4 separate regions of the Homo sapiens genome follow, and all the other regions are linked to region 1. A link is a loop called in an ENCODE intact Hi-C map of the cell type or tissue named here. Cell type or tissue: heart left ventricle. All regions are shown on one strand. Links, peaks and the distances in the headings refer to the core of each region. The heading gives the core; the rest is flanking DNA.

What was found. A loop is a pair of places that touch in the nucleus more often than their neighbours do. Peaks named below come from ENCODE experiments on the same cell type or tissue, not always from the same donor. Only the 100,000 strongest peaks of a DNase experiment are listed, where the experiment ranks them.
Region 2: it touches region 1 in a loop (1.9-fold over the local background); 4 of 110 quality-filtered maps call a loop at or near these places.
Region 3: it touches region 1 in a loop (2.3-fold over the local background); 5 of 110 quality-filtered maps call a loop at or near these places.
Region 4: a loop joins it to region 1, with 2.8 times the contacts of the local background. A loop is called at or near these places in 4 of 110 quality-filtered maps.

Annotation. Positions count from the first base shown.
Region 1 is chr7:115,080,096-115,088,553 of GRCh38, reverse strand. The region is part of intron 1 of LINC01393 (long intergenic non-protein coding RNA 1393); the gene reads right to left. Among named protein-coding and RNA genes, the nearest start is that of LINC01393, 5.4 kb to the right of the region's middle. In heart left ventricle, for the core only: no CTCF peak of the experiment used is centred there; no DNase peak of the experiment used is centred there; H3K27ac peaks cover 1,348 bases.
Region 2 is chr7:115,010,993-115,019,392 of GRCh38, reverse strand. MDFIC (MyoD family inhibitor domain containing) reads right to left here. Exons shown (of 5, transcript NM_001166345.3): 5 at 1-3,705. The coding sequence ends at 3,458. Among named protein-coding and RNA genes, the nearest start is that of LINC01393, 64 kb to the left of the region's middle. In heart left ventricle, for the core only: no CTCF peak of the experiment used is centred there; no DNase peak of the experiment used is centred there.
Region 3 is chr7:115,212,352-115,220,809 of GRCh38, reverse strand. The region is part of intron 1 of LINC01392 (long intergenic non-protein coding RNA 1392); the gene reads left to right. Among named protein-coding and RNA genes, the nearest start is that of LINC01392, 15 kb to the left of the region's middle. RefSeq lists an enhancer at 3,695-4,251. In heart left ventricle, for the core only: a CTCF peak has its summit at 3,257 (motif pointing right); no DNase peak of the experiment used is centred there.
Region 4 is chr7:114,970,132-114,978,131 of GRCh38, reverse strand. The region is part of intron 3 of MDFIC (MyoD family inhibitor domain containing); the gene reads right to left. Among named protein-coding and RNA genes, the nearest start is that of MDFIC, 52 kb to the right of the region's middle. In heart left ventricle, for the core only: no CTCF peak of the experiment used is centred there; no DNase peak of the experiment used is centred there.

The sequences.
Region 1 (8,458 bases), core at 172-8,171:
ATGGAAAATTGGGATGCATCTTGAGAGTAACTAGCACTAGGAGAGGGTATCTCATGCCAAGCTCAGTAAATCCAGAAGTAACTAACCATTTTTCCTAAAGTATTCTTTTTGGTCATTCATACACTAGTCCTTGAGGTTTTTCTCGCTCCAAATCCTGGAAGTCTTACTGCATTTCAGTACAGGGAAGAGTGATCTAAGTCCTGATGCCAGAAATGTTTAGAGGAAAAAATAGCTATGGAAAGTGTTCAGGCAAAGGGTAGTAATTCAAACACAGTATTTAATCTTTTAATCTGTAATCTTTACACTTATTGGCTGTATGAAAAGGAGAATTTTTTTTCCACAGAATTATTTTATCATCTGTAAATAATAATTCCTATTTGACAGAGTTGTTATGAGAATCAGATTAGATAATGCACCCAAGACAGTGCCCAGAAAATTAGGTACTAAAATGCAATTCCTATCATAATAATTAATACTGTTGCTAAGAATAGAAATTACGTTCCATGTGTCTTCAAAAGCACATAAAAGTTTGTTTCATCATTTCACAAAGACTCTTAATCTGTGAAGTCTAAAATTCTCTACCAATAGTTAAATATTGGTGAAAATGTAGATTACTACTTTTGCAGCTAACCCCCTCCCAAGATGATGCCTCAGCTAAAAATGTAACAGATAATATTAATTTCTGAAAGAGAAAGGAGAGCTAACAAGATGATGTTTCCAACCCTTATATCCACAGCAGGATTGCTTCAATTCCAACAGCTCTTCATATGCAGCTAACATGCAGGTTAAGAGTTTAGTGCATTGTTATTATGACATGGTTTTTTTGACAACAGCAATCAGCTATTGTTGGTAAGTGAAAGTTGAAAAGATTGAATTGGTCAAATAAAAGCATTTTCTGCTGGGAATGCAATTGAGAAAGGCAACAGTCAAAACACTGCCAAGGTGATTCACGATGTTGGAATGTTATCTGGAGTGGGTCAGAGGAAATGTTCCAATGGTATCATGGTTTACAGCTCAACTTCAAATTTAGGTTCTGATTATCTTTTAGCTGAAAGTCTGCAATCATGCTCAAAACACAGTAAAGACCATAAAGTCTTGTTGAATGTTTATCGTTTATAAAAGGGAACAGCAAAGCTGCATAATGGTTCTGCTTTAAATTCTCTATTGTCAAGGATAAATAAGTGCTATTCCTATGTTATCATAAAATAGATTTGTCTGCTTTATTTTTGATGTACTGAGGTTTTTAAAAATTTGTTTCTATTTGGCAGTCCCAAGTTCTTACTGAAAGTAATTGTTTTGTGATAAATGTGGGTGATTTATTTGGAACTATAGGAAAGTTATTGATATATATGTAACTGTAGCATTTAAAGAAATCGGCAAACCCAGCATCTGGTAAGCTCTAGTAAAGCAAGCTAGCTGGAGACAGTTTATCAAGTAGCTAAGGTCCTTTGATTATGGAAGAAACTGCTTGCTGGGTCCATGCTAAGAGGAAAGGAAACAGGGAGCATGAGAAAATGATTTCTTTATTCAATTCTATCAGATTAGTATTATTAATGGATTGCTTATGATTTTTAGAAAATTCAGCTGGAAAATCAGAAAAGCTCCCTCTAAGTGTTTTCTCTCAAGCTACCCTGAAATATTGGAAGCGATCAACACCTGTCATTTATTTATTCATCCAGTAAATTCATCCAATACCAGTCATTCATTTATAGCATTATTATTAAATGGTAAGTAACACACTCCATGAGTGGAGGAAGTCAGAAAGAGATCAAATTAATAACCAATTTGCTAAATAAAGTTTGTATCATGGCTTAGAACTGTGGCCAAAATTAGCCTTCCTACTCCACTTTCCCAATATTTGACCTTGGCTTCCACCCAATAGGTAAAATAGGATTTGCAAAGTGATACCAACCTGGTCTGTGACACATGCTTTTCCATGCTTGCCCTCATGGAACTCAGAGAACTGGGATATAGAAAGACAGCCTTCTAGATTTGCTTTGCAAAGGCAGGCCCTTGATCCTGACCCAGACATGATTTTTGTGTGTGCGAAGCCATAAAGAGTAGCAGAAACCATGCATACACCAGACAAATAGATCCTAAACTAAACTAAACATTTCCATAAAGGCTAGGACAGTCTTGTTCATGGCCGTGTGTCGATCTATTTTCCTTATGGAACAGGAGGGATTAAAAATGTTCTTAATCAATATTGCCTCCTCCTGGTAGGTGCAGAGGATGCTCCCTTTCTTTACTATGGAAATGTGAGGAGTGAGTGTATAATAATCTCTCAACAATATTTTTGCTAAGTTTGAATGATGAGCAGGAGTTCATCAAGAACATGACAAAGAGAAAAGCTGATAGATATTATAAGCAGAGAACTAAGGCTTCCAAGACTGGAACCTAGGATGTGAAGAGGGATAGGGTTAGAAGAGGGGAGGAAGACGAGATGGAAGAGTAAGAAGTGACCCTTAGATTCCTGATCCATCACTCCAGAAATTCTGATTCAGTGTGCTTAGACAGTGGGGTTTGAGGATTAATTTCAAGTGCCCACTTGACTGGGTTAAGGAATACCCAAATAGCTGGAAAAGAATTATTTCTTGAGATGTCTTTGACGATGTTTCTTGAAGAGATTAGCACTTATGTCAGTGGACCAAAGTAAGAAAGATCAGCTTTCACCAGTATGAGTGACCATCATTCCATCTGTTGAGGGCCCTCATGAAACAAAAAGGCAGAGGAAAGACGAATTCTCTCTCTGTTCAAAGGTGGGATGTGCATCTTCTCCTGCCCTCAGACATCAGAACTCCAGGTTCTCAGGCCTTCAGACTCTGGGGCTTGCACCAGTGGCCCCAGGCTCTCAGGCCCTTGGCCTTAGACTGAGAGCTGTACTTTTGGCTGCCCTGATTCTCCCAGGCTTTTAGATTCAGACTGAATTAACCTCTGGTTTTTCCGGTTCTTCAGCTTGCAGACAGCATACGGTGGGGCTTCTCAGCCTCCATAATCATGTGAGTCAATTCCCATAATAAATCCCTTCATGCCTGTATATATCCAGTTGGGTCTGTTTCTCTGAAGAACCCTGATGAATACATAGGACCATGGAAATTTCATTGTTTGTTTGTTTGTTTGTTTTTTAAACAGTGATCAACTAACTCTAAAATAGGTAAACCCCAGGTTGAGAATCTCTCTTCTAGGTTGTGAAGAGATTTTAAAGAATTTAAACCAAGGATTAAAGTGGGAGAGAGAGGAAGGGTAAATATCAAAGAGAAAGTTTCTGTCTAGAGTGACTGAGCAGATGGTGGGGCTATTAACCTAGACTAGACACATATCTTGAGAAAACTTTACATTCTAAAATAAAATATTCAGTTTAAGTTTAAAGTTATCTACTCACTCCTGGATGAAGTCAGAGTTTAGTTATGTTGTAATTTATAAACACTAAGAATGAGTAGATAGTTAATTTACCCAGGCTCATTATTTTATTGAAGAAAGTGTATCGAACCACGTAGTGTGAGGAGTCTCTATTCTTACCTTTGACAAAAGACAATGAAGATAAAATTTGGCCTTTCTGTCAAATGGGGTCATCTGTGCTACTTTTGGTCTTTGGGCTAGCCAGTCTACAGATAACCAACAGTTACTCAGCCAAGTTCTCATGGGAGTGAGAATATGTCATGCTCATCTTGTTTCTAACAGGACATTGTCATACCCATCACTGCTTCACCAAGTTTCCAGAACCAAACACTGGTCTAGTTGAAGAATACGAAGTTCTTTATTTTTTATTTATTTATTTATTTAATTTTTATTATTATACTTTAAGTTCTAGGGTACATGTGCACAATGTGCAGGTTTGTTACATATGTATACATGTGCCATGTTGGTGTGCTGCACCCATTAACTCGTCATTTACATTAGGTATATCTCCTAATGCTATCCCTCCCCCACCCCCCACCCCACAACAGGCCCCGGTGTGTGATGTCCCCCTTCCTGTGTCCAGGTGTTCTCATTGTTCAATTCCCACCCATGAGTGAGAACATGAGATGTTTGGTTTTTTGTCCTTGTGACAGTTTGCTGAGAATGATGGTTTCCAGCTTCATCCATGTCCCTACAAAGGACATGAACTCATCATTTTTTATGGCTGCATAGTATTCCATGGTGTACATGTGCCACATTTTCTTAATCCAGTCTATCATTATTGGACATTTGGGTTGGTTCCAGGTGTTTGCTATTGTGAATAGTGCTGCAATAAACATACGTGTGCATGTGTCTTTGTAACAGCATGATTTATAATCCTTTGGGTATATACCCAGTAATGGGATGGCTGGGTCAAATGAGAATACGAAGTTCTTTTATAGCAGGGTAGAGCAAAATTCACCAGAGTGGCCAAGTGTGGGAGTTATTTTTGGCCTCTCTGGCTAACGACAAGGGCCTTCTAGAAAAGACTGATATACCCTCTCCTGGCTCCCTCCCTCCTCACTACTGGCCTCAATCCTTTACATAGTCTCCTCTTCACCTTTGCCCCACATTTAGTGTCAGATTCCCTTTTCTTCCCTGCAATTGAAGGCTGTAGCAAGTCCCTATCCCAACACTTGAGAAACTCAAGCTCTGACTCGAAGCTCTGAGAGGGTCTTCTGAAATAGAGAGTTGGCTACTGAGTAGTGGAAGAGTAGGTATTCATTGAAATTCACTTTCTCTATGAGTAAAATTTCTCACTAGGTACATAGGAAACAAGCCAGACCAACACATGTAGTTGTGCAAGTTGGAAAGGCAGTGCTCTGCACAAATGCCCAAATGAAGGAACACACAGAGGCTGAACTCCAGCCCACACTTTGTTCCTCTAGCCATGTGTCCTGACATAAGGTTGCATCTACCTAGAGACATCTCTTTTGCTTTTTGGCTCAAAAATCCATCTGGCCCAGAAATGGCCCTAGAGCAAGTCTCATCAAGATTAGCCTTTATTTACTATGAAAGGCTTGACTCATTCCAGACCCTACCCTGCACTAAAACACTTACATCAACTGCAAATTGCTTTCCTCTAGTCTTCAGGATCAATTTATGTTAGATACAATAATTGACAAGAGCAATTTGTTATTTTCTGCTCTGAATAAGTAAAACATGATTCTATTGCTATAGGAGTGTACCATCTAGCAAGTTAGAAAACATGTATACAAATAACTAATCAAAACAGTAACATATAAAAAGCACAAAGTCTTTCATGAGTTTGGAAAGTTTCTTCTAACAGAGGAAGTTTTCCAGGAAACAGTATCATTTAAGCAGCCATTGGGAGGTGGACAAAATTTTAATAGCAGATGGGACAGCATTGTGTGCAGAACAAGCTCAGCCCAAAGGCAAGATTGTCAACAAGCACGGAGACGAGGGAAACTGTAGTACTTTCAGGGAGGCTGCAAATCATTCAAGAGTGAGTGAAAGTAAGGGAAAATATTACTACCGTGATCAAAAGAGAAGGTCCGGAAGACTGCACACGATTTCGCCCTGTGATTTGAAGCCATGCAGCCCAGAACTGCCTGCATGACCACTTTGGCTTCTTCTACCAGAAAAGCTTCACTTTATCTGTTATACATACTGGTGTCAGAAGCCAAAAAGAAAAAAAAAATGTGAAATCCACTTGTCTAATCTGACTTCGTCTTTCAGATGGAGATACAGGAAAAGATACAAGAGTCCTAGCCAGCATCACATAACTAGTTAATAGCAGGGCAGGACTAGAACTCAAGGCTTTAGGTATTTTCACTTCCCAGCTACTCATACTAGAATACTAATATTTTCTGGTACATAGGACAATGTACTAGAAAATAGGTTGACCTATAAAGAGTTTACCTAGCACATTTCCTGGAGCGTGGATTTACTTTGATGGGAAATAAGTAAAAGTATTTTTTCTATTAAAATAAAATGCACAAATTTTTAAGTTAAAAGTATTATTGGTTATATCAGGTATTCCAGATTCCTGGGATATATTATGATTATTGCTGGCAATAGAGGTATTTGGATGGAACATTTTATGAGGCAATTTGTTATAAGGCTGGAAAAATAGTTTGTTGCCAAATTATTGAGGGCCTTAAATATCACGCTCAAGGGTTGAATGCAGTTTACATAACATGACATTTCTAAAACTCTGAAATGAAATTATTGGACCTAATTTATGTTTTAATTGCCTTACTTAAATGTCCGTGTTGCTTATTTCTTTTATACAAGGTGTGAGCATTGTCTTTGCCTTTGTTTCTACTGTTGTTGACCTGGAGGCAAATAATTTCATTAGCTGGGGTTTGTTTTTCTTTTTCCCATTCTCTTTTTGTTTCTCCTAATTTACAGGTTCTTTGAACTTCTTTTGGATTTGAGGTGAGACCCAAGCTTAACAGTAGCACAATTCCTCCAAAGATTTCTTTCTACTGAGTATAAGAAACTAAAAAAAAAAAATCTGATGGCTGAGGGAGACACTCCTGTTAAAAAGGCCTTTTTAAGATTCCACCTCCTGTATTAGGGGAGGTTTATAGAGTCAAAATTTCCTGAGAATAGATGACCCTGATTTGCCTTAGAAGGTTTGATCATGGAAGATTCTGTGGCTGCAATTGCTCTGTCCAGCACCGTGTGCACGCTTTGGAATTTAAATTTAGAGATCATTTAGTCTCTGCAACTATGTCTGGGGAAACTTCCAAATCAATAGCCTGCTTTCTTTCAAAGGCTAGACAAGAATTTGCAAAATATCATCCAGTTTTCTCTTTATAGGTTGAATAAGGTAAAAATGCACACTAGCTTAACGAAGCAAAATTCAAAGCTGCCCTAATTACAGTGAAACAGTCCCTTAGCCTCCTGGATGATGTATCTTACATATTTTCTCAGGAAACAAGGATCAAGAAACTCCATCTGGATTGAAACTTGTTTTTCTGGATATTTTTGTAATGTTTATATCATTTTAATATATCACCGTCAAATATTAGCTCAGACTCTCAAAAGGACGAAGTAGCTTTTATGGTTAAGTTGATGTTTACTTCAAAAGTAATATTATTATATGATTAAAAGAAAACATAAAAATTTACTTCATAGAATCAGTTTCTGACATTTTTACTGTCTAAAAAGTTTAAAATTTGTGAGAGCTCATACAAATGCAATTCAAGGGTAGTAATTAGAATGCCTAAATCCAAGAGTTCTTTCACTCCCATAAATTGTTTCTTAAAAGGTAGGATTTAACAACAGCTTCATGTAGGATGTTCTGTTGCATTACTAAGGATAACTTTAATCAATAAACATATTTTCTAACTTTACTGAAAAATTCTAAATTCCTGTTTCTCTTACTTTTAAATGTCATGTATTTTGTGGTGTTTTCTTATTAATGCTATGTTTAAAAACGAGGCCCAGAGAGTCCTGATCTCAGCAAATATCTTTGTGAATATACTTTTGCTTTGGGGCAAGTACAACTTAATATTCATAACGCTTAGAATTGCAGAAGCGGAAAGTGAAAAGAATCATTGTGATTCCCAAGCTTTAAGTATTGGGGCTAAATAACTGATGTGAACAACTTATCAGGGGATTGGCAACATTATTAAAGTATCATGTAAAAGCCACGATTACTCTGAGTTTCAAAAATCCAGGGAAAGGAAAACTGTAGTGCTAGTTGACATTTCAATAAAATATGGCTAAGAAGAAAATGCCTTGTATCAAGAGATCCTCAATGGACTAGTTTTGAGCAAAACAATAAAGCAGAGACAAAGCAGTAAAATGAAAGTATATTCCAGTGATGACACTTGCAGTCTGAAAATCAATTAAGGCAATTTTGGAACAACATGGAATTAAGTAATTTTATGAGAACTTTAAATGAGAACAAAGTAAATGAGGTACCTGTGCGCGGTAGCACTTCTGCTCACAAAGTGTTATTGCTCTCTCCCCACAGTGTTCACCAAAGTCATTCCAGACACTAGCGAATTTTTGAAGTTGGTTTTTCTACTCCATGAAATTAATGTTATGCAGTATATATCACAGTGGACAGCGTAACTAAGAACCGTAAGGAATTCTTAGGGTTTTAGGGATGTGGGTAAATTTTTTTCTGGAGAAGACCAAAATTAGCTCTTTACTTTTAAGAAAGACTATTTCATTGAAAACCAAGAAATATGAAAGGATATCACATATATGCATTTCTGTCTCTGTTCATCTATTTTAATATTTCTTTAATATTTCAAACAATGGCCATGCGCCATTTATATTCCATAAGTTCATGTATCATTTGTAAATTTATAAATTGGGGATGAGACAAACAAAAAGATTTATTATGCTGAAAAATAGAAAACTGAGATGAGTTTAACAGTATGGAGAGGAAGAAGTAACTTTACAATTTCTAAGAATATTTTTAATACTGCATGTTCCACCCCAATTTGGAGAAATTTGGACTAAGAGTAAATAGGCAGACTCAACCACAGTCTCTAAAGTGAAATTCAGAGGAAAATATTAAAATGTTCTAGATAGA
Region 2 (8,400 bases), core at 401-8,400, 69 kb after region 1:
CTCCTTGAACTGCTCAGATAACATTGACTATCCAGGTGAGGAAAATGGATACAGTTGATACACTGTAAAAATGAAAAAATAATTTTCTAAATAAAAAGCCTTCTCCTAAATAAAGTCATACTGTATTGTTTTAGTTAGATGCTAACTGCGAGCATTTACAAAAATTTCGCCACTCTATGCCTTAGATGAAAATTCTTCTGATCATTTATTTTCGAGTGAAATTCATTAAATCTAAGACTCAATTTCATATATGTTTGATCATTTTTACCTTGGTTTTTAATCTCAGCATATATTGTAAAATTACCTTAGTTTTTCTAAGTGGAAATATAGCTCCAAAGTAAATAAATGAAATTAACTTACTAAAACGATGTAAAAAAAAAAAACTTGTATTTTGACATATTATAGATTTTTAAAAGAACACTGTGTTTTGAAATCACATGTCAATGATCATAAACTGATCGATATCTTTCATAGTTCATTTACGGACATGAGTCATGTGATTTACATAAGAAGACTAGGAAATCTTCAGACAGGGATGAAACATGATAAAGATAACCTTCAGATTTTAACTTATGGTTGAATTCTTTCAAACATTAGTCAATATGTCAATTAGATATAAACATACGGTAAAGCAAAATAAAGAAGTCATTTTTAAAAATTTTCAAAATAGTGTATTCAGGATAATACAGGTCCAGTTTTAAAATATTTTAAAAGCCTTTCCACATTTAAAAGGACACCGCCTGTAACTATAAATTCTAGCACTTAGTCATGATAGCCATATACTTCAACAAAACATTTTACATTAAGAAATCATAAGATATATTGAAACTATTTTCACATTTGCCTACTTTTCCTTTTTCTGTTTTCCTTTTAATTATACAAATGCTTTATGGAATAACTGTCTGGAGTAGACAAGAGGAAAAGTACTATGAACATAAATACAAAAATAAAATTCTGGTATCCATTAACATTCTCTGTTATGGAGAAACATTATTGCAAATGTGCTAATATTTTCATCACAAATTGTGCCAGTACATGTTTAAATATTAGACAAACCACTTGGTTGAAAAACTTTGCATATAAAAAGTCAAATATTCTAACAATTCCAGGTCATTAGGAGGTTTCATGTGTCCATAAACAGATGATATTCTCACATCCTAATATATGAGCATAAGTTAATTTTGGGTATATGTAAATATTTAGATTGTGGTTACTGTAAAATAGTATAAAGATTTCCTTATATTTTATGTAACAAATGAATTAAGTTCTTTAGAGGAGAAAAATGAAGACAGCTGTTTACCAGAATTATATTCAGATCCCAAAATTTAAAGGTTTTGTATGTGTGTATGTATGTGTAAATAGCAATAAAAGAAAGATTCAAAAGTTTGCTAAGTTTTTTCTTTTTAAGCCCTTTAAGTAATGATATAACTAGAAACTACGTTTCATCTCAAAGGAAAAACCACAGGTGATATATTCTCATGCTTCAGGTTAAAAACCTCTCTTAAAAGGCTAGGTTTGCGAAAGCCTTCCTAAAATTATGCTTCTGTTGTTACTATCAATTTGATATTCAGCCAGAAAAATTAAAAATAATTATTAATCCCAAAGCATACTTTCAAAATTTCTACTAAGAATTATATTAAATCAAACCAAACTACAATTTTAGAGAGATCAAACTGAGTAGGAGAGAGCATGGTATGAAAATTTACTCTCCCTTTCATCTAAGCCACACACTATAGGTCTCAATAACTATACAATTACTCTTGTAATTGACTGATTTCTTTACACTTAAGGATCATTATAACCTGCCATATTAGTTTAATTTAACATAAAATCGTAATACAGAAATTTGGTCACAGTAGGGGATATCTAGATTTCTTCTGCATTGAAAAGAATGGTTTCCATTTATCTGTGTTTACAAAAAATAGCACTGCTTAAGAAACAAACTAAACAACTAAAATGTTCTCATCCCAAAAAGACCTAAAGCTCTCAAAATAAAAGAAAGCCTTTCAATAACTCAGAACACTGGGATTTTAATATTAAAAATTTCCTAATTTAAATGAAATGTGTCAGAGTACTCAATCTTCTTTATTAAATAGAGCTATTTTACTAAGGCATTATGTTTTCATCAAAAAAGTATGATAACATTTAAATTATGTGTAAGAAAATGCATATTTTTAGTTAATTTAAACTTTATAGCTTTTTCAAAAAGCTGTATTCCTACAACTAATAAAAAAGTATGCTGAAGGCACTGTTCTTTTAACTGGTTAAAGGCACACACAGTTTAGGGTGTCCACCTAAATCTTTGTCAAAAATCTAAATAATTCATTTAAATAGCAGGTGAATCACTCATTCTAAGAGAGTCCTCAAATGCCACATTCTCCCTGAAACCTTACTGAATATTCTGGTAGCAATTCTCTGCATATTCCAACAGCATTTTGAGTTTATTTCTCTTATAATCCTCACTTCAGTATGCCTTGTGGTATGGTTCATTCTTTACAGATCTCCTTAGTCTGCTAAATCTCATGTTCCTGTGGACAGGAGTGGAATTGTATCTGTCCCCACAGTCTGAGGAAGAGAGTCCACACAGTCGGCATTCAGAGTCTGTTGAACAAGTGGAGAAGGTAAGGGAGAGAGATCAACACTGGTTCCCAACTATTATGTGGGTTTGTTTCCTAAAGTTTCTTTTAAAATAAAGACTGGTTTGTTTATTTATTTATTTATTTATTTATTTATTTATTTATTTATTTAGAGATGGAGTCTCGCTCTGTTGCCCAGGCTGGAGTGCAGGTTGGAGTTCAGTGGCACAATCTCGGCTCACTGCAACTTCCGCCTCTCGGGTTCAAGCAATTCTCCTGCCTCAGCCTCCTGAGTAGCTGGGACTACAGGCGCACACCGCCAAGCCCAGCTAACTTTTTGTATTTTAGTAGAGATGGGGTTTCACCATGTTGCCCTGGCTGGTCTCGAACTCCTGAGCTCAGGCAATCTGCCCACCTTGGCCTCCCAAAATGCCAGGGTTACAGGTGTAAGCCACCGTGCCTGGCCAAGACTGCTTCCTTTCAATCATGAATAGATACATATCAAAATAAACTGCCTCGTTTAAATACACACTGAAAAATAATATATTTGGAGCAAAGTGCTCCTGAGAACGGTTAAAAGAAACAGAAATATCGGTAAAAAGGAGAAGGCATTTAACATTTGGGAAGGGGGGTGTCAAAATGTCCCTAAGTTATTGTAACATATTAAGAAATTTATAAAACTAGTTAAAGTAGTTAAAATTTCACATATTAAACCATGTAGATTTGGTTAAAGTAAAAAGGCTTTCAGAGATTACTTACAATAATGAGTTAACAGTGCAAATTCCATGTTGTTTCATGAGAATCTTACAATGTGCTTTTCTTCCCCCCAAAAGGAAATTTTTAAACACTCTCCAGTTTTAACACAAACAAAAGATAAATATTTATGAAGGAAAACAAATTCCACAGCATTCCATACAGATTTCCAAGCAGTCTGATGATTCACAACAGGCATCCATGATGCCACAGTCCATATCACAAGGGCAGTTACAATCATCCCCCATCTCGTCACCACAGCAACAGCAGCAGGCTTCTGAGGTGCAGATGCCACATGACGCTTGTCCCAGGACAATGTTGCAAAGGGTCAGGAATTCGCAGAACAAGCAAGCCAGGATACAGTGGACACAACAATCTTCATTTTCAGTGATGAGGAGACCATATAGTGAGAAAAAGGAGGAACACAAAATACGTGTTATCAATTGACTCAATAAGAATTGAGCAAAATAGTTAAGTAATCCACAACCCAAATGAAGTTTGCTTTGTGAGCTGGAAGCTCAAAAAGGAGCTTAAGTTAAACTCTAGATGAGTGATCTTTAGAAGTAGATACTTAGTTCGAAAAAAAAAAAGTATTGTGTGTACGCACATGTGTTCACATGTATTAGATTATTACTCTCACAAACTGTGCAATGACCCTTGGTCCTAGATACCACTTCTCTATCCTTCTTACTCATCTTTCTATATCCTATTGCTCTTTATAACACTGGGCTAAAACAACTGCATTATAGTTATTAAAGTCCTTCAGAAATAGAAATTTCCTTCAATTGCTCCACCCACCTGCTCTAAAATTGGAAAAGAACAAACTTAAATAAGAAATGTTTTATATATTATTGAAAAATTAATTCAATAGTTAAACCAGAATCCATTAAGACTTCACTTTCCAATACAAATGATTCAATTTCATGGTTTTAGTCTTTTTATTTCACAAATATTAAATAAAAACAGTGAGACTCTCTGGTTGGGTCCAACTATCATTTCTAGAACGGTTCTTCTGCCTACTTCTAACAAAGGAATTTGTACCTTAGCAAATGTGAATAATGACACAGTAACATTGCTTTCCCACTTCCTTTGGTGGCAAAGAACTTTAACATCTCTGTTATCTCCTGACACATCTCTAATAATGTAATGCCTCTCTAAACAACAATGTTCATTAAACTTCAAAAACTGATTTAAAAAATTGAGAAATCAAACAAATTATAATTTAATAAATTTAGATTCTAATGTTCTAATGTCCATTCCTTTATAATTCTGGGGCAAGTGAGAGGGGTAATGGAAGGAAATTTCTATTTCTAGATAACTTTAACACATGTAATAACATCATTTAAAACCAATGTTATAAAACATTTGCCTCATATCAGAAATAGTTGTGAATTTTTACCAGAATTAATTCTGGGTTGTTTTGTGTGGGTTCCTTGTTTTTTTGTTTTTGTACTTTGTATAATGTAAGTTTTAATAAGAAGATTCCACAACCTACAATAGCGATAAGACACAACAACCCCACCCTCTTACCATTGTCACATGTCCTTTGTGTTTCTGTATTTGGCATTAAAATTAAGTGCCTTCGATGGAGTGTCAGCAAACTGAAAACCAAAGATGTAGGAAAGAAAACCAGCTTGTTGCTTGGCAGCCATGCTATAATAAAAAATCATGCGCTTCTCTATAGAATGCCATATAACTGCAAGTAGATGTGAATTGACAGAATCCCTCTACTATAACTTCCTTGGCTACAAATGCTTCAGGTAAAGAAAAACAAACACCAGGGTACCTACGGCAGTCTCTTAACTCTGCAGGCCTATCCCTAAGCATCCCATCCTAAACTCCCTAACTCCTTGAACACCCCTCTGTTTCTCTGCAGTCTCTAACTTTGTAGAGAATTCAGAGGATGAAAGGAGAAAATGTGGAAACACAAAGTCATACACTCCACTTGGCAGATGGTGAAAAGGAGGAAGGGTCAGAGAGTACTCAAAAGGGAAATTCCAGAGTTGTGTTTGTAGAAGGACACACTGTTCTTTCCTTTCTTTTTAGTGCCAAGCCCACTTTTACATATGATGGTCCATGCAGCGACTGGAAAAACAAAAACAAAAACAGAGTTGTGAGAGTTTTCAGGTCTCTCCGTCTTCCCCTAATATTGATTTCTGGTAGTAACCAATCATTTCAGGGGATCTCTAAAATCCACCTACATGAATAAAGGCCCATGACCTTACAACGTTCTGGATTTCTAGACAGTGTCCGTGGTTTCCCTCTATCAACACTGTTTCCATACTTTCATCTCAGCATCTGTCTTATATGACTCTCTTCAGTTGAGTTTTTCCAGAATTACATTATCGTCATGATTTGTAAAATATTTGTAATGTTATAAACAGCCAGCTTCATTATTACTTAGAAGATAGTGTTTAACTGGCAGCAAGCCAGTTTTATTCAATGTACCTTCAAGTGAATATCCATATTATCTAATTCCAACAATACCTCACTGAAACCTTAACTTTCTATTCCACTATGCAATGCTTAAATATCAAGATTGAGAGAGGGACTCTACAAAAACCCACCTGACATTGAAGAACCTTTAACTGAATATTTTTAAAAGCCTAAGAGTAGTTATTGATTATGTAAATTATTTATATACTAGTCGTAAAATTTATCAGACATAGAACTATATATAATGGATCTATCCATTTTAAAGGGGAAAGAATGTCTCGTTCCAGCCTTAGAAATAGACGGTTACAATATTTTTGAAGCCTCCTTTAGTCCTTTCCTGAATCCATCTTCCTCTCCATAGAAGTAACCACTGTCTTAAGTATTAAATATTAAATGATCTTTCCCTTGTTTTTTATTGTATTTTTCACAGCAGTACATGTGTACACACCCCTAAAAAATATATCAGAATGGAAACTATACTCCGCAAATTGCTGTGAGTAGCATCTTCGGCTCAACATCCTGTATTTGAGATTTATCTATGTTGATTCGTGTAGCTGTAGTTCACTCATTTTCCAGGTGCTTAGTATTCCATTGAATTAACATACAATGATTGATGTATCCATTCTACTATTTTTTATTTTTCTTTTTTGAGACAGAGTCTTACTCTGTCACCCAGGCTGGAGTGCAGTGGCGCGATCTTGGCTCATTGCAACCTCCGCCTCCTGGGTTCAAGCGATTTTCCTGCCTCAGCCTCCCCAGTAGCTGGGACTACAGGTGCCGGCCACCATGCCTGGTTAATTTTTTGTATTTTTAGTAGAGATGAGGTTTTACCTTGTTGGACAAGCTGGTCTCGGACTCCTGACCTCAGGTGACCCACCTGCCTTGGCCTCCCGAAGTGCTGGGATTACAGGTCTGAGCCATTGTGCCCAGCCTCATTCTACTATTTATGGATATTTTGGTCATCATCAGTGTTTTTGGTGCTCCTAACATCGCTGTTCTTAACATTGCAGTTTGAAACAATCTTATCCAAGTCTCCTAACATACATGCTAAGTAACCAGCAGTAGGATGGTTGGGTCACAGGCTTGCTCATCTTTAATCTTATTAGATAATGCCAAATTTGTTCCCAAGATTGTTGCTCCAAAATTTACTCCCACAAACCAAGTATGAGAGTGCTCATTACTCCACATTCTCACCAATCTTTGAAACTGTCACAATTTAACATGTGCAAGTTGTGTGTGAAATGGCGTCTCATGGTGGTTTTATTTTGCCTTTCCTTGTTTCCTAATAGGTTTGGACATTTTTTCATGTTCATTGGCCATTCATGTTTTCTCTTCTTTGAAATGAGTGTTCAGCATGTTCATGTTTTTCCCTAACTTTTATATTGGGTTGCCTCCTTTTTCTTATTAATTTGTAAAGGTTTTTCAGATATTCGAGATACTGGTCCTTTGTTAAATGATTGTCTTCTCTCAGAATGTGACTTGTCTTAATTAAAATAAACTAACAAAAGGGAGATAAGTTAACTTTTGAACTCAGAGAGTTTAAGGTGAGGAAGGGAAAGCCAAATTAAATCTTGTTTGATAACACTGGATATGGGATTACATGGCTGAGGAAGTTAAGTGACAGATAGAAAAATCTGATAATTAGCAAAAAGAAGAAGAGGTGTTAATAAGATTTGATAGCAGAATGAAATAAAAAAGTTTTAGTGTCTGATTCAAACCAAGGAACTCAGCTATGCTGATGACAGAAAGGCGGAAGAAACCAATAAGCAATTAGGAGAGAGAGATTGGATGTGACTGGTGTGAGATCAATAGCCCTGAGGATGAAGAGAGATGGGAGTGACATTCCAAACTAAACCACTAGTTGCCTCCCATAGGATATATTCATTTGAGAATTAATATTTCTTCCAGATCTTAGACTACAATGACACATGTCATTAAGATTTTAAAAGCCTTAAGCCAAGAAATGAATCTCTCATAACTCCTACTTTAGTAAATAAGATTTACAAATTAATTTGCCTGTTAAAATATCATTTTATTTTTAGTAGACAAAGAATTTTTTTTAAGTTCTTAGGTCTAAATAGATCCAACACTCCTTTGCTAACTTATCTTCCTCAACAAAACCTGTTTTCTATAACTAATTGGTGTAAGTGGTTGCTTTACTAGAATGGGAGCTCTAGCTTCAATGCAGGGAAAGTATTTATTTGCTGTTTTCAAAATTGAGAAACATATTATCTTAAAAGTAGAGACGTTTTCATCAATTTTTCATTTTTGAAAAAAATTAGAAAATTACTTTGTACTAAACTCTCTTGTAAGGTCTTTATAAATATTGATTAATTTTATTCTAATAATACTCCTAAGAAGTCATACCGGTATTATGCCTATTTTACCAATGCAGAGACTCATTCACAGAAAATTTAGGAAATTTTCCCAAGGTCATAGAGGGAGTGAGTAGCAGAAACAGGATCAGGACCCAGGCAGTTAACCTCCTGAGACCATGCTCTCAGTCAGCAAGCTATGCTGCTGCTACAGGAGTGGGTCACTTCTAACACTGGGTTGATGTTCCTTGGAGGAAGGTCAGTTACAAATCCAAAACTTTCTGCTGATTTGTTTTGTTCATCTATCTGTTTTTAGCCTT
Region 3 (8,458 bases), core at 256-8,255, 130 kb before region 1:
TACATATGAGCTCTAATAATTAAATGGCAAACATTGCATATTATGTCTAAAAATTCAAAAGCTAAACTAATACTAGGTTAAGCTATGTACAATTCATATTTTCTTTCCTTATTTGTTTTACAAATGGCATTTGGATATCACTTATAAATCCCAACCCTTCAAGTACAAATCTAGTAGAGTTTGAGGCTTATAAACATCTCAGGGTGCTTCTGGGCTCAGGTCAGGGAGCACTTTGCAGGCCAGCATATTGAAGCCTTCCTTTATATTGTTACCAAATTGAAAGCTTGCTGGTGAACATGAGACACAACCCTTGAAAGAGGAAACTCTCTTCAATGCAGCTTGAGCCATATGCCATCCAGTTGTCTTACGGGCAGTAGTGGGTCCCCTTTTTTCCAAGTGTGTAGAGAAGAGCATCGTGTCTTTTGTGGCACCAGCTTGCCAGGCCCAGAGCATTCTCCTTCAAGTGCCTCATTCAGTCTCCAAGTTGGCTGAATAAGGCATTTTACTGATGTTAACAGAGGGACAGACACATATGGAGACAGTCAGCTGTCCAATCACTGCATTCTAAGAATAATTCTTTCTATCAGTGTCATCCTATTCAATACAAATACCTCTCAAACTCATGATAGACTTACATATATGGTAGTGTAGCATAGTGGTTAGGGTTTAGCCTCTGGGGGTGGACCACCTCCACTTAAATCCTGAATCTGCCACTAGTTGAGTGTCCTTGGAAGCAAATTGCATGACCTGGGAAATCCATTTCTGCATATGCAAAATTGTGATACTAGAATCCACCTCACAGGGCTGTTGTAAAGATTAAAGGATTTAGTTTTTGTAGGCTGTTTAGAACAGGTTTTGTTAGTTTTTATCATTAATGTTTTCTATATTGAATATTTTTCTATTGTTCCAGTTACCAGTGCTGTCATCCTCACACACTCTCACATCTAAAACTTAACATGTCTTCGCAGTTCCACCTCAACAATATCTTGTTAATGCAGCCCTTTCTTTATACTCCAGCTGTCTTGTATAGTTCTTACTGTCTGTATTACTCTGGTGGAATTTATTGTATACTATACTCCTTTGTATTGCTCACTGCTCATTCTTTTCTTTCATGTTTTCATTTTTGGGTTTCCCGTTGAGATCTTTTCTTACTCTTCTTTGTATTCTTTTCTGCACTTTAGTATTGATAACGTGTGGTACATAATAATATGTAATCAATATTTATTAACCAGAGTTCTGTTTCTTTTATTTATTCAAAATTCAAAATAGGTACATTATTAGTACCTACTACATAATAGACATCAGGTAAAGTAACTGCAATACACTATGAAAAAAACTACAATAAAATCATGAGGAATTATATTGGCAGAAAGGAAGCAGCAATAACTCTGCTTGCAAGAGCCAGAAAAAGCATTGCAAGGTATATTCTTCAATGGGATATTGAAGGATAACTAGGAGGTTTCCAGATTTATGGAGAGTAGTAGGATAAACAAAGAGAAAGAAATATGCTTATTGGCTTAGAGCTGTGAACTAGTATGGGGGAACTTAGAGGAATCACCAGGCAATGGAAGAAATGATGCTGGATAAGTAATGATAATAAGTTAATCTTAATTGAGCACTTCCTAAGTTTTCAAGCACTCTGTGTGCATTATTTCTGATGCTCACAGTGGCCCTAAATAATATACTAACCCAGTTTTACAGATGAATGAAGTGAAGCTCAGAAGAGTAATAGGTTTGATAATAAGCATGGGTAGAACTGGAATTCCAGCCCATTGGTCTCCATTACTGCACTGATTCTGTTGTCCAGCCCACTAATGTGTCATGAGCATGCAGATGTATGTATTTCACCTTGTAACAGAGAGAGAGAAAGAGAAAGAGATCTCAATGGAGAGCAAGGTCCCAGAATAATCTCAGTATGCTGGTAACAATTATAAAAAAGAACAAAATTGTCCTATGCTTCAGATAGGCGAATTAACTTTAGATTCTAGATTTGATACAAATGATTGTTTAGTGCTTATAATATTCTAGCTACTTTCCTAGGATCCTTTCTTTCTATCAGTGACAAAAAGTCACACATAGTCCTTACTTCAAATAACTTCAAGTCTTCTACAATAGATTCCTAGATAAATAATGAGGGAGACCTGTATTCTAATTTTATTCTGCTACCCACTTTGAATCAGCCAAAGGTTGACTTAAATATTGTTGTGCCTACTTTTTTCATAAATGCATAAGGAATTGTAACCTGTATTGTAAAGATGAATGATTATTTCATTTTTTTACAAAGAAAAAAATGACAGAAACTGAAGGATATGCTTCAAAAGTACTATAACAAGCTTATCAAGCTAGAAGTCTTTTTTTTTTCAAGAATCCTAATCATTCTAACTACAGAAAAAATTCTAGATTATAGCATTTAAAATCTTCAATAAATTGATAATAATCAGCACAGAGTAGCTTCTCTGTGTTATGCTAAGGATGATCTGACTCAACCAGACAACAACAAATTCTGCTTAAATTAGAATCTGCAAAGACATAGAACAGGTTTTGCTTGTTTCCAGAACTTTAGCTTGAGTATAAGTTTTGGAGATATATGTCTGTGTCTATGAGTCTGAGTTATTCACTCATTCAACAAGATTTAAGGTGCCATACACTTCCAGATATCATCGACTGCTAGTAAATGCTAATTAACAAGCAAGTAAACTGGAAAAATATCAAATGGAATACCTTAATGAGTGATATTACAGAGAAAAAAATGGAATATTTGCTTAGTAATTTAAGTAAATGGATATTATTTTCTAATATAAATTGGTAGTATATTCACTTAATATTTTTAAGGAAAAAAAACAGAAAAATACTTAGCATTTTACTACCACATTCAGAAAAATTGCAAGATTAGCTTGAAACTTTTAAAATCTCTAACCATTGAGTAATTTGAGTTTGACATATTTAATCACTGGACTATATATTAGAATGTATACTTCACGTATTGTTTTAAGTAACCTGGGCTAAGATGAGCTTCTCTAGACTTTTTAGGTCTTCAAACACATTCTAGTCACCAATATTAAATCTTCATACTAAAATATCAAAAATAAATGCGATATTTTTTAAATCTCCAAAAAGGCTGTCTTGGATCTAGGTCAGGCAGTGAATACCCTGATACATGTGAATATACAGTAGTAATCCCTTTCTCTGATTATAGCTAGACTCACTCTTTTTTACTTTTGGGTCACAGTTATATCTTACATAATCCAGCAGAGGGTGCTTCCTTTTTAGGGTTGGATTAGAATTAAATATGATAGGCAAAAAGTTAAAATCTTTTCATATTTCATTTCCAGTGATTGATTAAATCAAATCCCCTTGTAGTTTAATATATTTTCAGAAGTTTCCTAAGGATAGTTATCTTCATGCAGCATCACATGTTTTAACCAGCAATTACATAACAACAGTGTATGTGCACCTTTAACATGTTTACTGTCCTATTTTCCTTCTCGATTAGAAGTTATGATCCCTACTCAAAAGTTCCAGGTATATTCAACATAGGGACACTTTTGTTTAATAGTACTCCTTCCACTCTGGGAATATATAAGAAGTGTTGCTGCCATTTACAAAAACTATGTGTGTAAGTTGTGTGTCTGCACGTGTGTTTAGGAAGAAAAAAAAGGAGCTTTCTTTGAGAGAATTCTCCAAAACAAAAGCATAGTTTCAGAGCATTCACAACATCATTGGCCATGCTAAGAGTAGATGAAAATGTGTAACCTCTTCTCAAGAGCTAAATGGCCAGGTTTCAAGGAATAGTTCATTTTCTTAAGTGTGTGGCCCTGAATTTCCCTGCTGCATAAGAGTAGTTCCCGAAATTGTCATCTCAGGAGGATCCTAGTATTTTTTTTTTAATTCTTTTGCAGCAAGTCACCTAGTTCTGAAGTAGCTGGCCTTGCACAGAAGGTTCTGCTAAGGAATGTGAGGTACTCAAAATGGCTTTGAATCACACTTCTCAGAAGAGACAACCACAGGCATTACAAAGGAGAAAGCTGGAGTAGTCTCAGCTATCAAGTTAGCTTCAAGAGATTTTTCCCTCCCACCACTTTATGTATGATAGTGCAGTCAAATTTAATAAATGGAGATTATATTTCCCTGAGTATCTTGCAAGCAGACTCAAAAGCAGATTTTGCTTTTGAATCCCCTTCCATCTCAAATTATTACTGTTAAAAGTTGTACACCCGTATGGAAGACAGGCATTTCTGGAAATACAAAATAGTAGGAAATCTGTATCTTTGAGTGCTGAGCTAGCCCACACTAGAAGCAAAATACAAAGCTAAGAAAATGAGCTGGTTTTGGTGAGCAAATGTTTTATATCTGCACACAAGAAAACTGAGGACAGCTCTAACTTTAAATCCCATTAGAAAATGCTGTGATTAACTGCAGGACCCCACTGATTTTTCAGGTAATAGATGAACATGCCACAGTGAAATATTTCCCCTTCTTTATTTACAAACAAAAGAGGATTTTTATGTGGACAGAAATCAAAACATTACTGAAGCACTGGTTGCCTAAGCTTAAATTCTTTCACATTAACACAGATGCTTTATTATGTAACGTCAACATCTTCCATATTTTTGAATGGTTTTGAATGGTATAATCTGTAATATTTTGTGATTTCCCTTAAAATGGGTTGGTTTCTTCAGAAAGAATTCTGGACCTACAACATAATGAAGTAATTAACTAGAGAACAAAAGGTTTTTCTTTTGTTTCAGAAAAAACTTGCTTCTAAGACACAAGTTACACATGCATTATTTTTAGGACCATCAGCCTTGCCCTGGATGATGATTTTGTTGTCAGAAATGTTTTTATTATTTTCTGCAATACCAAAAAGACCCGACAAAACATTAATAGGATGATTGAGATAAAATGTGCTATATGTTGTTATGTTGCTTTTATAAATATTTTGGATTTGCCAATGTGATAGACTTTGATAAATCATAATATTTCTACAACTTAAAATCATTAACATCTATTTTGACTGATATCTATGTTAGGTAAGAACTACAAATTATATTGTAGACAAATGACTTAGAAAATCATATGCAAACAATTCAAAATATACTTAATTAAAATGCATTTTAAAAGTCCTTAACTGAAATAAAAATAAAAGTGCATTTTTTAAGAGTGTTGCCCCCACAATCCTTGGCTCACAGAATTTTATATATATATATATATATATATATATATATATATATATATATATATATATATACTATATATACACACACATACACACACACACACAAATATGCGTTTATATATATACAAATATGCATATATATATACACACACACAAACACATATATATATATGTGTTTTACACATACACATATATGTATTTTAGATGGAGTCTAGCTCTGTCGCCCAGGCTGGAGAGCAGTGGCACGATCTCAGCTCACCGCAGCCTCTGTCTCCTGGGTTCAAGCGATTCTCCTGCCTCAGCCTCCCGAGTAGCTGGAATTACAGGTGCTGGCCACCACAGCCAGCTAATTATTGAATTTTTAGTAGAGACGGGATTTCACTTGGCCAGGCTGGTCTTGAACTCCTGACCTCGTGATCCACTCACCTCAGCCTCCCAAAGTGCTGGCATTACAAGCATGAGCCACTGCACCCGGCCATAGAATTATATTAAACTTCACTATCACATTTTTCACTTCACAGCACATGCTATTCCCAAGTGTGAAACCCTTTATTATATAAGATGTGCTGCAAGAAGTGAGAGGAGTAAAAAAGGTAAAGAACCCAAGGAAAAGTTCCAAAAATGGCAAACTGTCAGCCTGCAAGAAGAGTTTGCCTCATTGACATATTTAATTAGCTTTTTCATGTTGACTAACATACTGCAATTTGGGAATTGGTTGTTGTGATGATATATGGCCCCCAAATATGTCTATATCCTAATTGCCAACACCTGCAAATGTTGCCTTATATGGCAATAGGGATTTTGCAGATATGATTAAGGATTTTGAGATGGGAAGATCATCCTGGATTATCACGGTGGGTCTGATGTAATCAGAACAGTCTTTATGAGAGATGAGATGCTGGAGGAGTCAGAGTCAGACAGAAAGAGATGTGAAAACAGAGGCAGAGGGATGGAGAAAACTTTGAAGAAGTTACCCTGCTGGCTTTGAATATACAAGAAGGGAGCCATGATCCAAAGGATGTAGGTAGCCTTTGGAATATGGCAAGGACAAGCAAATGGGTTCTTCCCTGGATCCTCTGGAAGGAGTAATCCTGCATACCCATTTTAGACTTCTGACCTCTAGAACTGTTAAGAGAATACATTTGTGTTGTTATCAGTTGTTAAATGTGTGGATTTTTTTTATAGCAGCAATAGCAAACTAATACAGTTGCCTATAATTTATCAAACTTAGAAGATTTCACATACAGATTCAGAATTATTTGTTTTTCCTTCTGTTGAGAACTGCAAAATCTAGTGAGGGCTGAGTGTCACCAACTCCTCCTGTCAATGACTGGTTAAAGCCATTCTCTTCAGAGGTTATGTCTTCTCTAGTCTACCAAGGCTATCAGACTCTGTTTTTAATCTGAAACCTCTGGTGGACATTTGAATTTGTGATTCCTGCTATGTATGGTCTTATATTTTGCATTTTACTTAACAGTCATCTCATATGTAGCTTTTTAAAGAATTATATCTAATTATCCACTTTTTACAAATGGCATTCTATTAAACTATTTTTATTAGGCTATTCTCACATTGCTATAAAGAAATACCTGAGACTGGGTAATTTATAAAGAAAACAGGTTTAATTGGCTCACACTTCTGCAGGCTGTACAGCAAGCATGGTGTTGGCCTCTTCTTGGCTCCTGGGGAGGCCTCAGGAAACTTACAATCATGGTAGAAGGCAAAAGGGGGAGCAGACACATTACATGACCAGAGCAAGAGTGAGAGAGGGAGCCAGGAGGTGCCATGCACTTTTCAACAATGAGATCTCATGAGAACAGCACCAAGGGGATGATGCTAAACCATTCAAGAGAGATATAACCTCGTGATCCAACTACCTGCCTCCAACATTGGGGATTACAATTCAACATGAGATTTGGGCCACCACACATATCCAAACTATGTCACTATTGATCCTGAGATTAAGTAAATGAGAATATCATTTACTTAATCATTTTCCACCATCCACCTCTGTTTGTCTTTAAACTTTTTGAAGATTTTCTACTCTTGGTGAGCCATAATTACATTATTTGTAGCATAAGTACCGTATTGAATAAGCGGGATTCAGGAGTATCTGGATGCAATCAGTGTGTTCTTTTTCACCGCTAGCTATCTCATCTGCTATTCTTTTGTGAAATCTCAGGCACACTGGGCACTCCTACATACTAACGTAATTTCATATCCTAGATATTAAAAAGCCCAATGCAGGTTAATATTAAGATTTCCCATTGCCCCTCAACTTTGGTTGGCTTTAAGCTGCAGTGAGGAAAAGCAGTATATGTGAGAAACAGGGTCAACTGTCCCTCCAGAGGCACTGAGTGAAGTCATTTCTTTCTTTTTCCAGCTTCTAGAGCTGCATGCATTGCATTCATCAGCTCATGGTCCCTTCCTGAACCCCCTTCTAAGCCAGCAGCTTAGCACAGCTTCAATCCTAACACTGACGTCTTCTTTAGCCGTATCTCTCTCTGCTTCCCTCTTGTAGGGACACTGTGATAACATTATTTGGCCCACCTGGATAATCTCGGCTACTTTCATCTTAAGATCCTTAACTTGATCACATCTGCAAAATCCTTGCCATATAAAGTGGCATTCATAGGTACCAGGAATTAGGACATGGACATCCTTCAGGGCCACAATTCAGCAAACTGCATTCAGCCTACAGAATTGAAGCCACAACAACAAAAAAGATTTTAGGCTAATTGGAATTCTAACTACCAAATTTTATGGTCCTCATCCTACGACTATTCTCTGTTGCATGTAAGATGGTTAACCACTTATTCCTTCTTTAAACATTTTCTTTCACTGGATTTCGGATGCTTCTTTCCCATGGCTGTCTTTCTTTTCTCCCTCTTCTGATAGATTCCATTCTTTCACCCGACTTTTGACTCTGCATTTATCCCCACCCCATTCTCCCACTGTGCATTTATCTATACCCATGTCTCCCAATGTCATAATTCCTAATGAATCCCAAATCTATATTTCAAGCTCCAGTCTCTTTTGCACCTGTATTTGCAACCACATTGTGGGCATTGTCCTCTGAAACTGAATGTTTCCAAAAACACACCCATTATCTTGTCTGGTAAACTTGTCAGTCTTCTCATATTTTTTTGTTTTCCTTCATTTTATTCCCTTTGGCACTATCATTGTTTAGGGAGTTAATTTTCTTTTACACCGGAGCTGCTGTAGCAGCCCTTAATTGGTAGCCCCATCCCAGTCTTTTCTCACTCAAATCCATTTTTCACA
Region 4 (8,000 bases), core at 1-8,000, 110 kb after region 1:
TTATTGAGCCCCAAATATGGGACTCATATATTAATATAAGGTAGACATGCACACACCTACATATTTGGGTACAATATAAATAATATGCATAATTATTTTATTATACCAATTAATATAATAATATTAATATAAATATTAATGGTTATATCAATATAATCTAATATAATTATGTTGATTATGTAATTATTATATAATACATATATAATATTTATGTGATATATAAAATATATAAATAAAATATAATTAATTATATAAATGTTAATATTTATACAATTAATATTTGGGTATAGTATACTTAATATAATTAGTACATGTAAATTCCAAATGTATTAAATGCCTATATATAAAAAACAAAACTTTTTATTTAAAGTGTAAATAGAGGAGACTGTTTTAATAGCATAAGCACAAACAAATATGATTTTTTAGACAATGAATCATAAAACAAATGTGAATATTCACCTGTTGTGTTGTGTTGTCCAGCATTCTGGTCACACTCATGGAGTTAGGTAAATTCCTCTACGACATCCCTAGGCTACTCTGGAGCTAGAGGACAAGGATGTGACCTAAGTTCTGCCAGAAGAGAAGTATGGCTTGCATTTGGAAGTGATCAATGCAAGCTGTTAGCCACACCAGGGTGGTGGAGCCTCTCAACACAGGGAGTGAAGAGGTATTTGTTGATTTTAGCAGTGAGGGACAACTTATGGTGTCCCTCACCTCCTAGCAAAACAGTGGCCCAGTGCTACAGCAGTGGGGTTTTCAACAGAACAGCCCTACTGAATGGATGGACATGATCCTTGTCTGTATAACTCTGGGAGCATCTATGTGCTGCTAATAAATTTATTTTCTATTTAAATTAGCCAAGATATTTGCAGCTAAAAGCCTTGATGCCCCCCAAAAGTTATCTGTTTACATCGATTAAGTATTAAAATCATCATTATCTTCATTATATACATTTTAAGCAAAGCTATATATCACAGCTTTTCAGCAAAATCACCAGCAACAACAAAAAACATTCATTGTGAAAATTTTACTGTGCTATACTTTCCTGGAATTTCAAAATCTAAAACTTACTGTTTTAATTAGTCTTTTTTTCTGTTCGCGATTATAAGCAATTATGAAATGTAAATTACATAAGACTATGAAGAACTCTTCCACTTGGAAAAGTATTACATTTAAGGTTGTAACAGTTATACGTGGGGTTGATAAATGTGCTAAAGAGGACTTATTATCTTTGGTGACTACGTAAGACTTGAAGCATTTTTCAGAAAAAAAAAAGACAGTTTGCATCTGAGTAAGTCTTTAGTAAGCCATTGTTTACTTCAGTTCTTGTTCATACATCCTATGTATTGTGAAGAAAAACATCTTAACATATCAAAATATTCTACTCATTTATTAGCATATTTTAAGAAAAATGATGGATTTTTTACTTAAATGTACACTTTCACACCAAGTCTATTAGCATTAATATCTGATTTATAAAAACTAATATAGAACATCCTGTTACCGTTTTTCAGTTCTTTAGTGATAAAGAGGAATAATAGTCTAAAAGTAAACATCTGTTTAGCAGTTATATATGCCCTTTTCATAACTAAAATCTACAAAGCCTCTGTAAAAGGAGATCTATTTCTACGGGTGTGCAATGGTTTGATTTAGAGATGAATTTGCTGCTTCTGTAACTTCTTGTATCAACTAGAATGACATTCTAATGACCGCTATTGAACATAAAGCTAGTTATGCATACATATTTAAAAAGATGCCAAAAAAGACAGTTAAACCTAATTTGGTTTTTCCTCTGGAAAGCCACTTTTTCCTCTGGAAAGAATAATTCAAGCAATCTGAGAGCTTGATTGAGTTGAAATGTCATTGACCAAAGCTGGGGAGACTCCTTGTCAATCAAAAATGTCTTGTCATATTTCATAATTCAAAATAAATTTAGAATTACTATGTAATAAATATTTTTAGTAAATAAAAATAAGAGTGGTAAAAGACACTTGTATCCTGGCTACCAAATTCTAAAACTGACATATTTGACCTTTTTCTGCTATCAAAATTGACTATTTGCAAATTACTAGGTATGGCTGGAGTGATATTCTCACGCATCCTTAATGGTTTATCTACATTTCAATCTTTAAAATGATATCCATTTCTGTTGGCAGATAAATAATAGTACATTATTTTTGTTTCACTGTCACCTAATTATTTTCACTATAGTTTGGATTATGATCAGATAACCAAGTATTATCCCTTTACTCTAGTTTTTTTAACATTAAAATATTTATTAGTTGAATGATTTTGCCAGATGTGTGTATTACGTAAGTCAAATCAAAACTGGATAAGCCTTAAATACATTAGCTATCTCAACAGAAATTAAATTTAACTTTATTGTTAATTATTTATGGGTATGACTTGAATCTTATGGTAAAATTAGAGTTAAAACCAAGTAGGAAACATGATTTTATTTTCAAATGAAGAACAAAAACACCTGACGGATTAAACCACAACAACTTGGCTTTAAACAGATTTCCTTCCTTATTGTGTCAAAGTTGTGTATGGCTTTAAAAAAAAAAAAAGCATGCTAATATGGAAACGACACAATGCTTCTTAAAACACAAGTGATGCCTAGGGACCCTCACTCTCCCTTTAATGATCCACTGCTCTCATTCAGCTGTCTTTCTTTTTTCAAATCTTTACATATGTGACAGCTCTCAAAAGTAGACCATAGACCATCTGGCATTTTTCAGAGGTGTAACTTGTGCAAATTCAGCTCTATTGGGAGTGCACTGCTATCTTCTGCCTGCGTTATAAAGGGACAATAGAATGTAGAACTTATGAGTTGTTTTGAATTATTCATTTTTTTGCCTGTATGTTCACGAAATTTTACAAACTCTGCATTTTGTACTACATAATCACATGCGTTAAAGGTACAAAGAAACTTTTTGACACCTCTTTTCTAAAGAAAGCTGGCATTTTGTTTGATATGTGAACATTCAGCATCTGTTATATCATTCTAAACAGGATAGGTGCTTCTACAAAAGACCCCATTTTAAATTTACTCCATAATACTAGCAAAAAAAAAGTATTCTTGATATTCAGTAATGAATGCAATACACATCAAAATTTCAAATACCACTTATAAGAACATTCAGCATCTTCAAACCTGGATAGCATTGGTCACCGGCTTAGCATATGTGTAAAGATTAAAAAAAAAAAACATTGCTGACACAATACAGCATGATTGTAATTTTAATATCCATGATGAATAGTTACAAATGACTTAAGAAATACTGCACTTTCTAGGTTCAAATGTTTTCAATCAGGAAGGAAACCAATAGAATTAGGTCTAGCGATTTTCAATAAGAATAATAAATATGGGAGTAAATGAGTCAATAGCATGAACTTCTTTTGACAATTTTTTTAAAAAACTGGTGATATTGTAGCTAGTAATAACTATACTTGAAACCACAGCTGCTGGAGTAGCAATATAAAGCAACATTTTGCTATAGTGTATAATCTATTAGCATGTGCAAATCATCTTCAGCCACTGGTCACTTTACACAAGTCAGATTTAATAAAATTACAAAAGAATTCTCATGCTATTCAGTTTAAATGGTTGTTGTACACATAAAAAAATCAAAATTAAATGCTCAGGATGTAAAATTGTCAGTAACAAAATGATCAATGTAGAATATGGAGGGGGAAAATGACTTGGTGTAAATCTAAATGACTTTTCCCAGGGATGGCAACAAAGCTTTTACTGGTGCCCAGGACTTTGCTACTCCATGGTCACAATGGGACAAATATACACACAGATAGTAGAAGATATATATATATATAATATGCATATATATGCAATTATTTGCATATATACAACAGCTTTAAAAGGAAGATGAAAAGTTATTTCAATATGAACTAACATGATAAAAACTATCTTACATTTTTATTGCTATATAATGTGAATTTAGGCTAAAATCAACTAAAATAAACATCCTAATACCCAACTCTTTTCATCAACTTGATCCAAATCTTCCTCAATATGGAGACCCTACATGGACCCTATATCCCAATACTGACATAGTCTAGAAGCTTCTGGCACTTTCTGTATCTGTTTCTTTAGTTCCCTGGCAAGGGCCTTCTAATCTTTTTTTTATTTGCCTCTTGAGCTTCTGGACTCTTTTATGACATCATATTTTCCATCTTTATTTTATTTGATGTATATATTTAACATACTGAAATACATTTTGGAATTCTGACATTTTTTGGAACATTGATCAATTTAAGGATCCCAGTCAAATTCTGTAACTACCTGGCTGGGAACTCGCAAAGGAGGCAATTGTTTTATGATTATATCACATCTTACAGAATTTTTAACATTAGTTCGGTTTTAATGATTGCAAAATAAATCTCCAGATGACAACAGGAAGTACAACTACCCCCATCCCCAAAGAAAGGATAAAACTTTAGAAGTTGTGTTTAGAGAGGCAATAATTTTTCTGCATTTCATTAAGAACATTTAGAGAGTACTTAGATTTAAATAATGCCTGGAGTAAGAGATTCTTCTCCAAATTAATTTTCCCAATTGTCCTGAGTACGTGGCTAGTCCCATTTCTCAGCTTTCCCTTGCAGTTAGGTTCAGGTATGTATCTACGTTCTCTCTAAAGGAATGAGAGCAGGAATTATTTCTGCCACTTTTAGGATTGGGCCTTAAAACCCGGGTGTGCCCTCTCTATACTTTGTTTTTTGCAGTTGGCAGCAAACCAGTTTTGACCACAGCTGAGTGAAATATCTTAAGAGATGTTCCAGAGACCAAACAAAAGGAATCTGTATGGCAGCAGGGAGGGGAGCCTCTCACTGACCTGGAATGCTCATTTCCTACTGTTCCATAGGGAATTAACTTTTATCCTATTTAAACTATAGAATTAATGCTGAGACTCTATAAAACATTAATAGCTTCTATCAAGGCCTATTAACAACTATGTACTGTGAATATACACATATATACACATATATTCATATATATATATATATATATACACACACACACGATACATAAACTGCCTTTAGCCCAAATGACTTAAAATATGCCAAATTTCACAAGAAGGAAATGTTTAAATGATGATCGGCTAAAAATATAAACAATCTATTAATAACATATAAACAATCTCTTAATAGTAGTAGAAAGAATGCTACTAAATCCACAGCTACAGTGGACCTTAGAAAGTAGACAATCTGAGCCAGGTGCAGAGCCTAGCACTTTGAGAGGCTGAGGTCGGAGGATCACTTGAGCCCAGGAGTTTGAGACCAGCCAGAGCAACATAGTGAAACTCTGTTTCTACAAAAAATAAAAAATTAACCAGGTGTGATGGCACATGCCTGTACACGGGAGGCTACAGTGGGAGGATGGCTTGAGCCCAGGAGGGCAAGGTTATAGTGAACCATGATCAGGCCACTGCACTCCAGCCTGAGTGACAGACGGAGATCCTGTCTCAAGAAAGAAAGAAAAAAAAGAGAGAAAAAGAAAGTTGACAATCTTTACAATGCAGGGTCTAATTATTAATGAGGTATAATAATGATATCATGTAGTTTTGCAGAAAAAGTATCCATCCCACCTTACTTTGCCATTTGAAGACCATTATGTAAAATTTCCTCAAATTTCCATCCTAATCATGACTAGGAGGATATCAGATGGGTGACCCAACAATCCCAGTTTACTCAGGTCTAAGGGGGTGGTAGAGTGGGGTGGGGCTTCCTGGGATGAAGAATTTTTAGTTTTAAACCAGGTCGGTCCCCGGCAATCTGGGATGAGTTGATCACCTTTGTATCAGGAGTAATGTATGTGTAACTGCTAACAGCTTTCCTCAAACAAGATATTGGCAAAAATAAATAGTGGTAAGCCTGTAGATTTTGAACAAGACAAACCGGGGTTTGAATGCTAGAGTCAGTATTTCCCATTTCTGTGGTCTTACAAAAGTTACTTCACCCCTTACCCTAAACATTCCCTCCCTCCCCCACATTAGGACTTCATATGCAAATGAGAGAAATGACAGATCCTCCTATGTACGGGGAGGCCTAGCTTCCCAGCCTCTAACCCTTGTTTTTCCATTTCCTTATCCTCCTCTACATAATTTTTCCCCATTTATTCCTGAATTACTATTTGTCTTTTGTTTTTTTATTCTGTGTTATTAACTTTTTTTTTCTGTAAATCAGCCCAAAGCCTTTTTGCAAATAAACATTTTCAAGTTAATATACAAACATTTTCTTTCACTTTTCAGAAAAACTATGATGTGATAGAAAAGTAAATCCAAATATAAGAGTTTTAAAGAAAATAATCAGCATTTTCTTTTAAGATCTGCATGTATTACTAAAACATCCCCAGATAGTAAACCAATGAAGAAAAAAAAATCCACTATATTTTATCCAAGTATAGCTTTTCTCTAATGCTTATTATCCAGAGAAATTAACAAGAAATTATGATGTACAAAAGCTAGCCTGATGTAAAGCCAAATTTGTCATTCATTTGAGGATAAAAGCACAAAAGCAAGCAATACAGGTCACAAAGTATGCAAGAAGACCTCCCATTAAGAAGCATACAGCACTCTCAGGTTTCAATTCAATGAATATATTGACAAACTTAGATAGATGCAGAACGCTTTTCTGATAGAGGTCCCAGACCCAGCCCTGCTTTTGGATCCCTTTACTCCCCTCTGTGTGATTCAGGCTCTCTGATAAAACAAGGATATATATAAAAAAGTTTGAAACCAAGAATTCCGACCTAATATAAACACCTGTATCAGAAGTAGATTGTTGAAATGTGAAGTTAGGTAAGTAAAGGCAAGAATGGGAACAATGAGATCACTCCATCCTAACCTGAAAAATCAGCAGTTAATATTAAAGAGCAGCTCATCAGTTCTTGAAATGTGTATACTAAGACTGGATCTTCATGGTACTCTGCAGAAAACTGTCCATATATTTGTATGTTAGACTTTTTATGGCCTTCAGAAGTTCCTACAACAAAACAATACACTTCATTCTAACTAGTTGAAGTAAAAGCCAACTAGAAAAAGTAGACAGCTTTATTAAAAGCTGTTTTTTTACCTACAGGTGATACAGCCATAGCCAGCAATGTGCAAATAAATTTCTTATTGTGTAAACTCAAAAAGGTCCTCTCCTCTGTAGAGACACATTTCAAAAAGTCATGCTTGCTGTGGTTCAAGCGCTGGTGAGTAGAGGAAGAACTGAAGTTCAGCCCCCACTTGCCTTTATGCAATTCACACATGTACAAACTAAGGAACAGCCTTGGTAGCCAGGGATCTGAGACCACTAAAGTCATGATAATCATATACATGTTAGCTGAATTTCAGCAGCCAAGTTACTTGTTTGAGTTTAGTATGCTGACTAAAGTGCTGGAAATATTAGGGAGGAGATTGAACTATTGAAGACTGAAACTCCAGGCTCATCCAAGTGCCTTCCCCACTCACTGCCTTTAAGTCATTCAGATCATTCATTCACAAGGAGTAAATCCTGGGGAAGGCGCAGCAACCCAGGTCAAGCCTCACCACTTGCAGAAGTACAGCTAGTGACAGGAAGCTATTAAATTGATACAAAAGGCGATATGGATAGCCCAGAGCCCAAAAACGAAAGTGGTAAAGCAAGGGACCAGAGTCAAAGATCATTATTTGACACAAATTTGGAGCCAGTGACCAGAAAATGAAATCCTCTACTGCCACCTACAAAAAAATAAGATAGATAAGCAATCAACAAAAATAATAAAGAAACTGTATTGCTAGAAACATCCCCAGCCTAGCAAATAAATGCTTATGACTGTTCCACCCTAAGGGAATCTGAATCCAAGTCCTTGTTGCCAACAAAGAAAGAACTGCTAAGGCCCCTGCAAGGGAATCCTCCCTGAACCCCTTCTCAGAGATGGCTATGAAGGTCCCCAAACAAGGGGAATCTTCTTAACAGATAATCCTTCAGTAACAAATCCACTGGGACAGAACCCA